Regions from separate parts of the Homo sapiens genome. Here region 2 is linked to region 1. The links are chromatin contacts, found by Hi-C or POLR2A ChIA-PET in ENCODE. All regions are on one chromosome and are shown on one strand. The core of a region is the stretch at or near the end of the contact, and the rest is flanking DNA. Distances in the headings are between cores, read along the strand shown.

Evidence for each region. A loop is a pair of places that touch in the nucleus more often than their neighbours do. ChIA-PET counts read pairs that join two places held with the same protein, here RNA polymerase II (POLR2A). Pooled maps may share reads with other maps.
Region 2: a pooled map shows a loop between it and region 1 (4-fold over the local background). The contact joins two enhancer-like sites. A Hi-C loop is called at or near these places in 3 of 37 single-sample maps with no recorded cell type and 3 of 50 pooled maps. POLR2A ChIA-PET finds 5 or more read pairs at or near these places in 1 of 52 experiments (MCF 10A).

The regions. Positions count from the first base shown.
Region 1 is chr18:11,498,210-11,504,272 of GRCh38, reverse strand. The region is part of intron 2 of LINC01255 (long intergenic non-protein coding RNA 1255); the gene reads right to left. Among named protein-coding and RNA genes, the nearest start is that of LINC01255, 13 kb to the right of the region's middle. Within about 2 kb of position 3,677, at least 2 of the 41 ENCODE cell types and tissues checked have a DNase peak (open chromatin) inside an H3K27ac peak, as active enhancers do.
Region 2 is chr18:10,877,391-10,883,609 of GRCh38, reverse strand. The region is part of intron 4 of PIEZO2 (piezo type mechanosensitive ion channel component 2); the gene reads left to right. Among named protein-coding and RNA genes, the nearest start is that of MIR6788, 120 kb to the right of the region's middle. RefSeq lists an enhancer at 4,679-4,908. Within about 2 kb of position 4,714, at least 3 of the 41 ENCODE cell types and tissues checked have a DNase peak (open chromatin) inside an H3K27ac peak, as active enhancers do.

The sequences.
Region 1 (6,063 bases), core at 2,428-4,927:
AATTTGTATGTATCATATAGATTTATGACTTGGGGGTATAGTGCAGATGTGTTACATGGATATATTGTGTAGTAGTGAAGTCTGGGTGTTTAGTGCACCTGTTGCTTGAATAGTGAACATTGTACCCTATAGGTAATTTTTCAACCCTCACCCCCATCTCACCAGTGTCTATTATTGCACTCTATAAGTCCCTGTGTACAATGGAACAAAAACTCTGTAACAAGTGCTATGCCTGGCATTGCAGACACACAGAGATGAATAGGGCTGTACCCTGAGGAGCCTCAGACAACCTAGACCACTGGTAATACAAGGCAAGGGAAGAAGTAGTATTGTCTTCTAAAATAGGAACAGCTGGTTTTGACTTGGGACCAGGCATAAGGGGACAGACCTGGGTCTGGGGAACAGGCTGTGGGTAGGGTGTTCCTGGGAGTTGGGAAATCAGCCTCAGATCTGCAAGAAGGAGCTTCTCTTCATCCTTAGGCGGTGGGTGTCTTCAAATGAGAGGACCCGGGAGCAGCAGGTTCTTGGACCACTGAAGGCTGTGACAAAGGTTAATAAACACCCTCTGCCCCCAATCCCACCTCGAGATAACAGCCATGTATGTGCTCTTCAGCACCTTCTGGCTCAGAGGTCATTTAAAAATTTTTTTTACAAGAATGTAATATGTAATATGTATATGTATATTTGGTGTGTGTGTTTATCTTTATATATACTGGTACTCTTGTTTTCACTGGACCGATTTATAAGAATGAACTGAAGTTTATATATATATATTTTTTTTTTGCTGCAGATCATATTCCAGCCAATAGCTTAAGAGCACAAATTGTGGTCTCCTGACAGTAACTGTGCATGCTGTATGGTTTTTAACATCGTTTTAATCAGTAACTATTCATTTTCTTATTCCGCTTTTTCTCATTTCACATTATCTTATGCATCCTTCTTTACATAGCTTCCTAACCTCCATATTTACCACTTTTTAATAACTTTCTATCCTTTCTTTGATAGAAAGGCTCAGTACAGGCTGACAGTTCCTCAGCTGTTGGGTTTAACTGGTGAGGAGGGGAAGGGCCCTTGGGAAAGAAGTCTCACTTATTGATCTTTCTCTTCACACCTGTGCACAGGTGCAATGGCTGGATTTACTGAAATGATAGAGAAAAAAACCCACCATGGTACTGTTTAACACAAAGTACTTAAGCATACTCTAGGTTCTTTGAGCAGGAGATCCTGAAACATTTGGGGTATATTTTACTAACAGAAAAAAGTACAAGTCTTCCAATATGTAAACACAATTGAATTTACTATAAATTAGAGAAAAGATTAGTGAATTCTTATTTCTTATTTTCCAATTATCCCATCTACAGCACTTTGAGGCTGCTTGCTGTTCTGACATCTTCCATAGTGTTTCATGGTCTTGAAATTTTATAAGAATTTAGAAAAAGACTAATTACTTAGCTACTGAGGGCTTCAAAGAGCTTGGTTCAAATTGAATATCTGGCTTACAATATGGAATCACCCTATTGCTTTTTCCTTCTATTGTCAGATCACTTGGTCATTTTGAAAAAGCTGCATACAGTGATACTAGAAAAAAATTATTTGCTTGGTAGCTTTTGTTAGCTTCTTAGAACATCTGTTATCAAGCTAAGTTCATCATTCCTGGAGAGCAACTAAAGCCCTAACCAAATGTGACTTCACTGCCCATGTCATGGAAGACGATGGAGTTGGATTGGAATGTTGAGTGTTTGCCTTTGGTTTCTGAGGTCTGCTCTCCAAAACAACATGGTGAAAATTGAGTTGTACACTTTACTTTTCCAGAAAGCACTGGGTATATATGATACCCAATTGGTTTAAGAACCTCAGATTTCAGGAGGCAGCTCAGTTATCTCCCTGTAATAACAGCCAATTCCACAAACCAGTTGTTTGATATGTGGGGCTTGCAGGCCCCCTGGTTTGGGGATGGAAACAAAAACACCAAATTGGAGTTGGCCTGAAACACAGCTACCCCTGAACACTCAGCTGTCTCTGGTCACACGGGCTTGGCTTTGGAGACTGGGTTATAGCCTAGAGAGGACACGAGTCAAGTCCTTGATGCTACACGATGGAAGGACATAAGGGCCTGGTCGTGGCAGGTCCATGGGACTCTAAAAATGAAGAGCAACATCATGGAAAATATTGTGACTTAAGAGAGCATCTAAGAGGCAAAAAAAAGTGATTTTTTTCCCAAAGCAATGTAGACGAGGTGTTACTTAGGAAGGTGTTAAATTGAAGTAACACTTGGCCCATTTGAAAAATCACAGGAATACCAATACAAAATGGGAAGGGACTGAAGAATTTGCTTCCTGATGAGGCAACATTAACTTTGGAATTAGGTACATCTGGCTGCACTAATAGTGGTTTTCCAACTCACTGGCAGTGTTTATCAAAATGCAGATTCCTAGGTTCTTGCCCAGATCTAGTGAATCATGATCTCTTGAGGAGGTTCCCAGGTATCCTAATCTTTAGTGAGCTCTCCAGGTGATTTTAAAACACAGCTAAAGCTTTTAAGAGCTTACGATGTGCCAGGCACTGTTTCGACTGCTTGCTATGCATGATCTCACTTAGAATGTAAAATGATGGTACGAGCTCAGTATTATCATCTGTGTTTCATAGCCAAGGAAGCCAAGGCTTAGAGTAGCCATTGGACTTGCCTGCAGTCACACAGTGGATGATGGAGCAGGGATGTAAACACATGCAGCATGTCTTTAGAGTCCACACTCCTAAGCACCATGGTGCCTGCTCAGCTTTTTATGCTCTTTGTACTCTGGGAACCACTAAACAAATTAATTAACTTCTCTGGCTGTCAATTTCCTCATTGGTAAAACGGATACAAACAAATTTAAAAGTGTAAAGCCTGTAATGGTAAATCTTGATAATGAAGAGAAGTCCAGCAGCTCTACTTTCTTAGGCTATGAAGAACATCTTTGTGATGCAATGTTCTATATTTGTGGTTTGCATTTATGGACAAACTTCAAATATGGGAATGATAGTAATAATGAAGAATTTTTTTTAGTATAGTATGCTTTCTTAGATGTCCCCTGTGCTGAGCAATTTCACTGTGGCTAAATCTGGATCCCTTCTAATCTTTGAAAATTTCCGTTTTCTTTATTTGATTTTTCTACGTTTAAAAACTTTTAGCCTGATAAAGAAAAGATGCCCTCTTCTTGGGGTCAAATATTTAAAGGCCAACCAGTTTAAACACAACTATCTGTATAAGCAATAGTAAATACACCATCCCTTTGTCTATAGTGAAGAACTTTTGACCGGTGACCTGCTCACCTTTAGAAAATACATGAAAGCCTCCAGGCCTCTATTTTTTGCCCTGGCAAAGATAACTTGCCAGGAATCTTTACAGAGGATAAAGAGAATCACTTGTTTTTAAAATTAAAATCTTTTTTTTTTAAGGTGACAAATCTATCCTTTCAAATTTAAGAGCAGGAACTTAATTCAACAGTACACTTACAAATTTACTGCCTGTTGCTAAGGCTAAATTTGACAAGGTGATCTTTTATTAGTCATTCGGCCAGAAAAAAAAAAAATGGAATCTCCGTCAAGACTTTGCTCTTTCCAGCCGCACAGGGTGACTCATGTGAGGTTGAAAGCAAGTAGCTTTGGGCAGGACTGCCCTGGGGCACAGCTGTGACCTCTAGTTTTGGTGAGTCACAAAAATAGCTGTAGCTTACTTCCACTTGTCCATTCTCATGAGGCATTTAAACAATGTGAATTGATGAACCACAAACTGATTTTTGTTAAGGGTTTCAGTACCTTTCCTAGAAAAACGTTTCTAGCATGACCTGTAAGTAGGCAGAGTAAGTCGCCCTCTCATCTATCTCTAGGAGGCAAGTTGTCTCTTCTAGAAGACAAATAATGAGTGAAATTGCTGAAGTCAGGCTGGTTGAGGACAGGGCAGGGGAGGAGAGGGAATCTACTTGACTGATAACTCAAGAATATACTATCCCTCCTGAATAATCCAGCCTGTTGCAAAAGTTTGCATAAAAAGGGTGAAATCATTGACTGATATTAGTGAATATTTATCAAGTGCCTGCTATATGCCAGGTCCTGGCTACACACCGTGATTTGTACAGAAAACAATGAAACCTGAAGTGGTTCCTAAGCCCAAAGATGTGGAGCCTCGGAACATGCAGTCACATACACACAGAGGAAGTGCGGAAGCCCAGCAGTGGCCAGCGCTTCCAGGAGAGGCCGAGAGCCGGGAAGCGTGGTGAGGGGCTGAGCTAGACGGGACACTCAGGAAAGCCTTTCTGGAGGGGTCATGTTTCAGCTGAGATCTGAAGGAGAAATAGGGTTGAACTTGCCGAAGGATGAGGAGTACCTTCTGAGTAGAGGGAAAATGTCTTCAAGGCCTGGTGGAGGTGGCAGAGGTGGGGAAAGGAATGGTTTGTCTGATGAGCTGAAAGCACTGGGTGTCGCCGGTGCTTGGGCATCCTGGGGTGGGGGGAGTAGGGTGCAGATGGAGTGAATGACTTAGGCAGGAGAAGACCACGAAGAGCCTATGGGCTTTATACCTGGAGTTGGGGTAAGCTGCGGAAGGATTTTAGGCAAAGGGTGGTAAAATCAGGTTTGCATTTTGTAAAGAACTTTCTGTTCACCATGTGGAGAACAAACGCAGATGGACAGGCCAGATGTATGGAGACAAATCAAGAGGTTGCGGCATGGGCAGGCATGGTTTCTAGGATGAGGGTGGTGGTGAGGATGGAGACAGAGAAACCTAGGAAGGAAAATCTCCCTTGACTGGGAGAGAGACAATTTACACACAGTGAGAGAGAGAAAGACTGGATTGACTGCCAGCGTTGAAGCATCTCCAAATGGTGGATGCTGGTTTTACTCAGAGAGGAACCACTGGAAGCAGACTAAGGTTGTTATTGTGGGAAATGTTACGAATTCAGAAGCATATAGTGTTGAAGTGTGTCTTTCTGATATCCCAATAGAGACAGCTAGAAAGACATCCATCTAGCTATATAGCTCTGGATCTCAGAAGAGTAATCAAGATTGGACAAAGGAATTTGGGAGTCTCTGTATGGCCATGGGTATTGATAGAGTGTGAAAGGAATGAACTATAAATGAACTTTGAGAAATTACAACATTTAATGACTGGGTGGAGGAGGATGAGCCAGCAAGGAAGATTGAGAGGGACATGCAGGAGGAAAACCAAGAGAATATAGTTTCCTGGAAACCAAAGGAAGGTGGTATTTCAAGGAGAGAGAATAATAGTCAATGGTGCCAAAAGCTACAGATGGTCCAGTAAGATGAGGAGGGAAGAAATTCCACTGGATTTAGCAACACAGAGATTCTCAGTAACTTCAGGAAGATTAACTTCAGAAATTAATGTGAAATCCAAGGGCAGGGGCACGTTTTACCCAATGCAGACTATAACAATATTTTTAGGGCACTAATCATAAAGTTTAAAGCACAGATACATACTGACCTCTGGCTGACTGATTTCAGAGATATGCCATATGGATATTTCTGGAAAGATTTGTAGCTTTCTGGACAAACAATGGGGTGGGGAAGAAACGTAGCAAGTTTACGTGTGGGCGAAAAGAAAAGCAGTCAGAAGCCCTGAGTGTTAGTCTTTGCAGCCAAAATTCAAAAGCAGGCCAGGTGATCAGAGGTGCAGCTCTTGCATCTCTAAAGCTGCAGGGCTAGGATATAATTGCCAGAATCTATGAAAGTGTGAGTGCTGTGGGTTTTGCCCATGAAGGCAGAAAGGTGCAAGTGAGGGTCTTGTCCATTCTATTGCCAGCCATATTAGTCTGTTCTCATGCTGCTAATAAAGATGTACCCAAGATCAGGTAATTTATAAAGGAAAGAGGTTTAATGGACTCAGAGTTCCACATGACTAGGGAGGCCTCACAGTCATGGCAGAAGTCGAGGGGAAAAGCAAAGGCACGCCTTATATGGCGGCAGGCAAGACAGCTTGTGCAGGGGACACAATTTATAAAACCATCAGATCTTGTGAGACTTATTCACTACCACAAGAATCAACTCCATGATTCAATTATCTCCCCC
Region 2 (6,219 bases), core at 3,465-5,964, 620 kb after region 1:
CCATGAAAAGAAGATAAGTATGTGAGATGATGTCTGTGTTGACTCACTTGATTTCATAATTCCATAATGTATTTCTCTAATGTATAGTTATATATGTATATCTAACGTATGCCTAGCTACGTAATAAATATCTATAGTTTTTATTTGTAAGTTCAAGAATAACAGTAACAATAGCAACAAGAGGTGCTGGTGAGCATATGGAGAAAAGGAAACCCTTGTACACTCTTGGTGGGAATGTAGATTAGTGCAGCCATTATGGAGAACAGTATGGACTTCCTCAAAAACTAAAAACAGAACTACCATGAGACCCAGCAATCCCATTGCTGGGTATATATACCCAAGAGAAAGGAAATTTGTGTGTCAAGGAGATATTTATACTCCCTTGTTTATTTCAGCACTATATACAATAGCCAAGATATAGAATCAACCTGTGTCCATCAACAGATAAATGGATAAAGAAAATGTGGTACATAGGCCTGGTGCAGTGGCTCACGCCTGTAATCTCAGCTCTTTGGGAGGCTGAGTTGGGCGGATCACAAGGTCAGGAGATCGAGACCATCCTGGCCAACATGGTGAAACCATGTCTCTACCAAAAATATAAAAATTAGCTGGAGGTGGTGGCAGGCACCTGTTGTTCCAGCTACTCAGGAAGCTGAGGCAGGAGAATCGCTTGGACCCAGGAGGTGGTGGTTGCAGTGAGCTGAGATCGCACCACTGCACTCCAGCCTGGTGACAGGGCAAGACTCCATCTCAAAAAAAAAAAAAAAGAAAAAAAGAAAATGTGGTACATATGCACAATGGAATGTTATTTAGCCATGAAAAAATAGTGAAATCTTGTCAGGATAGAATTGGAGGTGATTATGTTAAATGAAACAAGCCATGCACAGAAAGACAACCATCCCATGTCCTCATTCATATGTGGGAGCTAAAATAATGGATCTCATAAAAATAGAGTAGATTGGTGGTTACCAGAGGCCAGGGAGGAAAGGAGAAGGAGGAGATGATGGGAAAAAATGTTTTAAATGAAAACCTTTGCATAAAAAAGAAAGAATTGTCTTTCTGATAACATGCTTCCTGTATTTCATATGTTTGAATGTAATTGTATAAAACGAAGTTAATATATTAGATTTTTAATGTCCTTACTAAATACAATTTGTCAATTCCCAAATGTTGTTTTTGAAATATTACTAGTTGAGATTAAAAGATTTGAAACTAGAAAGGAAGGCAGAAGTCAAATGCAAGAAGAGGCAGAACAGTTCTCTCAAGTTGGGCCGGGGGTAACTGGAGAAAGGCCTTGGGTCACTGAATTTTTGTCATTATTTTTCTTAAGCAATAAGAAAGTATTTCTGAGGGGATTTCAGGATCAAGAGAGGCCACTGTGGCCTTCTCCTGGCGATAGTCCTGCCATGGTCACGGAATCAGCCAAGTAAACACATGGGGAGCTCTCGGATGCCTGGAGAAGGTGACAGGATGAGAGACGAGTGGATACTGTGTATGACCTTGTCCGTACCTAAATATTGCCCTCAACAAGTTAAGAAGGCACACATTAGTTTTGATTAGGATACGTGTAAAAGAGGCGGGTGAAAATTCAAAGTGATAGAAACTGCATCAGCAGAGATCTGGATGTTGGAATGACTCTGTCACTGTCCTGGGATGATGAGGAGCCTGGAAGAAAGAGTGTCAGTTTAGAATCAGCAAGAAGTGAGATTGAAGATGGCAAAAAAAAGAGTACTGTCGTGGGGCTGATCACCAGGCTGAGGGAGGACTTTGGATTTGGCGCTCTAGGTTTTGGGGTATTTTTAATGACTTATCTAAGAGAGTCACAGGACAAAAGGAGTGAGTTTTATTGTTTTGGAGTTTTTTGTTGTTGTTATTCAATTCTTTTGTTTGTTGTAGTCGTTCAATAGCAGCAGTTGTGTGTTGGTAAATGTTTAACAACTGGCTCTCTAGGGAAAAAAATACTGATTTGCAGCATTTATACCAATTTCCATGATCTGATGCTCCCACTGTGGTAGACTCTAAGCTAGTAATAATCTTTCATGGAGCACAGAATTGGGAAGAGTCAGTCCCAGGCAGTTTCAGCAAACTCCTGAGGAGCAGAGTGCATAAAGGCAAGTAAGTGATGGTCCCCTTGGCCCGGCATCCTACTCTCACCTCTGTGAATGCCCTCCGCCAAGGCCAGGGAGTTAGGACTCTTTTAACAGACCTGCTGCCTCATAAATAACCAGTATACCCTTTTAGGAGAATAAAGCACTGTGTGTTCCAAATGGAAATTAGCAACTCTCACAGTGAGGTTAGTAGATTCAAATACTCAATCCGTGTGGCACTCACACAAATCCGGCCACCAATGTAAAATACATCATACATACATACATACATACATATCTATATATCTCCTGAAAATCCAGCAACAATTCATACCTTAAGGTAATTAGATATCTGCGTTTAATGACTGTTTTGTGGTTTAAAAAAAGGTACCTAATTTCACAGAAACAAGCTAACTGTTTGTTTTCTCTAATGCGTCATTAACTTTGGAATCCCTTGATTTGAATATTGGAAGTGATTCTCAATAAATGTTACATTTCCTTCCAGAGTTTGTAATCTAAACCTTTCTCTATTTACACCAAATATATTAGTCTTGCCACACACATGACTTGCTATATGAGGTCAGATATTAAATAAACATAGTCTCTCTCTCATATCAAAATTATATATATATATATATATATATATATATATATATATATATATATATATATATATGATATGTGGGAAGCAGTTGAAATGGAAATCAGGGGTCTTACCATTTTATTGAGTTTTTGCTATTTGTCTGCCTTTAAAGTTATTGAAGCCAAGTGACTAAAGACACCTGCATCAGAGTCATATTTAAGTTTAAGACAAACAAAAGTAGACTATCTCTCAGCGTGTGAACTTCAGAAGCCACTAGGGAACCATCTTAACAGTTCCTATTTGTTTAAACAATGCTCATTTGACATTTTAGTCATGTTGTTGTAATTCAGTTGAAGGTGACCTTTCCACCAACTCTGATTTGCCCCCAAAAGTTGTTCTTTGTGAACTTCTGAAGATGACTGTGATGGTCCTCTCACCTGGATGCCTCACAGCAATACTCCAACATTTTTCTTCTTTCCTGGTCTCATCTAAATTTCATTGCTGCCTTATTTTGGGTATTCATGGTAGAAATGAAATTTTGGAGTTGGAAAGATCCTAAGAAGTCACTTTGTAAGGTGAGAAATTGAAACTTAGAAAAATAAAGTAGTCTTCCCATGAGTATCCACCTGTCTTGCTTCTTCTCTGGTCTTTGACAGGAGAATGGCAATTGAATTTGATTAATAAATTTATCAGACCAAATTCAGGCATGGCCATCAGTGCCTCAATTGGTCATTATCCCAGTCAAAGTAATTGGTGTAGTATCTTTCATATTCGTTCTACACAGGAAAATATAAGCAGTCTGACTGTTGCAGCTTTTAAAAACAGTCTGAAGTATTAAAGATACACTTTTGTATCTACCAACCAGCTTTCACCAAGCTTAAGAACTTGAGCATTACCAATACCGTTAATTGTATCCCTCTCCCCTGCGCTGAAATAGGTGTTTGTCATTTTTATAGTAGTTTTTATGCATGAAACCCTAAGCAATCTATATTTTGCATATTTCTCATTTTTTTCACCATTATGATATACACTCATATTCACAGATGTAGACCTGGATCACACATGCACTTGTACTTATTTATTGCTGTGTAGTATTTGATTTGATGGATATGCCATAATTTAATGCCTAGTCTCCTCTTTATGGACAGGTAAGTTATTTAGAAATTTCAGCTTCCTTGAGTTCCTTTCAAGGGGTATAATCACTGTCTGAACAAGTAAGATCAGTATGACTCTAACAAGATTGGAGGCTGGGCACGGTGGCTCACGCCTGTAATCCCAGCACTTTGGGAGGCCGAGGCGGGCAGATCATGAGGTCAGGAGATCGAGACCATCCTGGCTAATATGATGAAACCCCGTCTATACTAAAAATACAAAAAATTAGCCAGGCGTGGTGGCGGGTGCCTGTAGTCCTAGCTACTCAGGAGGCTGAGGCAGCAGAATGGCATGAACCCGGGAGGCGGAGCTTGCAGTGAGCCGAGATCGCACTACTGCACTCCAGCCTGGGCAACAGCGCAAGACTCCGTCTCAAAAAAAAAAAAAAAAAAAAAAGATTGGAAAGGACTCTTTTGCCTGTTCGAGAGAACATGAAGTTTGAGGTAGTTTAGTATGTGCTTCCGTGTAAAACACGTCATTGTCATGCACCTGGAAAACAGTGCAGCTTAGGTCATTTTATGGGAAAATGGACACATTGGTCTCACTGATTTATTAAAATGGGACTTCATCTACACAAAACCTGGTTAGCCTGATTCTGTGCAGAATTGGCTTGAAATAAAATTTAATTTATTGTTAAATGCCCTGTAGTGTATACTTATGATTAGGTTAGAGAACCTTACACACATATTTATGCTATGCACTGTCCCTGGATAATCTAATTTACTCTCTTGACTTTAGCTAACACATGTGAGAAGAAAACTCTTGAACCTACCTCATCAGCCATGACTTTGCTCCCAGGCACAAACTCCATGTGGCTTTCAGTTTAAAGTCTCACCTCTGCACCTGAAAGTCCTAACCACACCTGACACTCATTGTGAAAACACCACCTGCACTACCAGCAGCCACGTCACTGTTTCTCCTGTGGCCTTCATTTCCTTGGGGATCATGTTTGTCCTTTGCTTCAGGTCTTTCTGTAGTTCTGGTTATGTGATTTTTTTTTTTTTTCAAAACATCCAAGCTTTGTATGGTCTGACCTTACCCTGTGTTTCTGACTTTACTTCCTTCATATATAACTTCACAACCAATACTCTGTGCTTAGAGACAGTGTCTGGCACATAGTAAGTGCTTAATAATTTTTTTGAATTAGTGAATTAAAAATTCTGTCAAATTGAGCCATTTAATGTTCATTAGATACACTTCATTTCTTTTGTTTTTGAAATATTTTCTCCAACACATTTATTTAATAACTATGAACATATGTTTTAATGAGTTATAGCTTCCAATTTTGACAATGAAATCTGCATGTGCAAATAACTGAAACTTTATTTGTAAACTCTCTGTGATCTCAATGCCATTACCAGGCAACAGTAATGTTCCCTCCTCTTAGTGTTTGTGTATTATCTTCCCCGAGCTGAATTACAGAGCTCTTTATGGTAGGTGTCTCATCTAATTCTTCAACAGTGCTTTGCACAAACTATCATGATAAAAAGAAAAGAACAAATATTTGAAGAGGCAGCGATATGTCCTGGAGCTAGCATGCATCCAGCCAGCCTTTACTGATGGTTTACACTGCACCATCTACCATGCTGGTCCCCAGGGAAACAGATGAAACAGGCAAGGGCTTCTGTTAGGCAGATTGGTAAATCAGTGAGTGACACAGTGTTAAACATCTACTGATGGAGGATGTGGGAGGGATGGCGGTCCATTCTATTCTGGAATGGGTGTGGAGGGGCAAGGTAGGAAGGGCTTCACAGAGGAGACATGGCAGGTGTGTTTTTAGAGATGAGGAGAACCTGAAGCATACTGGGAGAAGTTGGCCAAGGGAGAAGACTGCACACTTGCTCAGAGGGAAAACACTGGCGCGTTCTGGGTACGTGCATTCAGTATGGCCGGAATTTGAGGTAGAGGGAAATGATGGCAAGAGATAAGGGAAACCAGATCTGGGATGTGGAGGGCCCCTTGTCACGCTTAGGAATGTGGATGTTTCCTGGGGGCCGTGGGGTTGACATGATCAGCTTTATGCTGCTAAAAACTAAACTCTGATATTAATGTGGAGGCCTGGCTGGCAGAGGGGACAACCTGAGATGAAATCATCAGGATGCTGCTACCGTCACCCAGAGGCCAGACCGGGCTGTGGGGATAAAGGGGAGGGCTGGGAAAGGAGACGTTAGAAGTCAGAATCTCCTCCAGTCTTTCAGTGAGAGAATGGAAGCTTCCAGGTTCTGTTTTGGTCACTAGGTTGATGACAGCCGTGTTTTCCAAAATTAGGACTATAGGAGGAAGAGCTAATTTGGAGTAAGAATAACACTGAATGGAAAATCTATGGGATACTGAAGTACAGATATCCAGTAGGAAAATGGATATATGCTAATGTTTCTCAGCGGACGAGTTGGACTG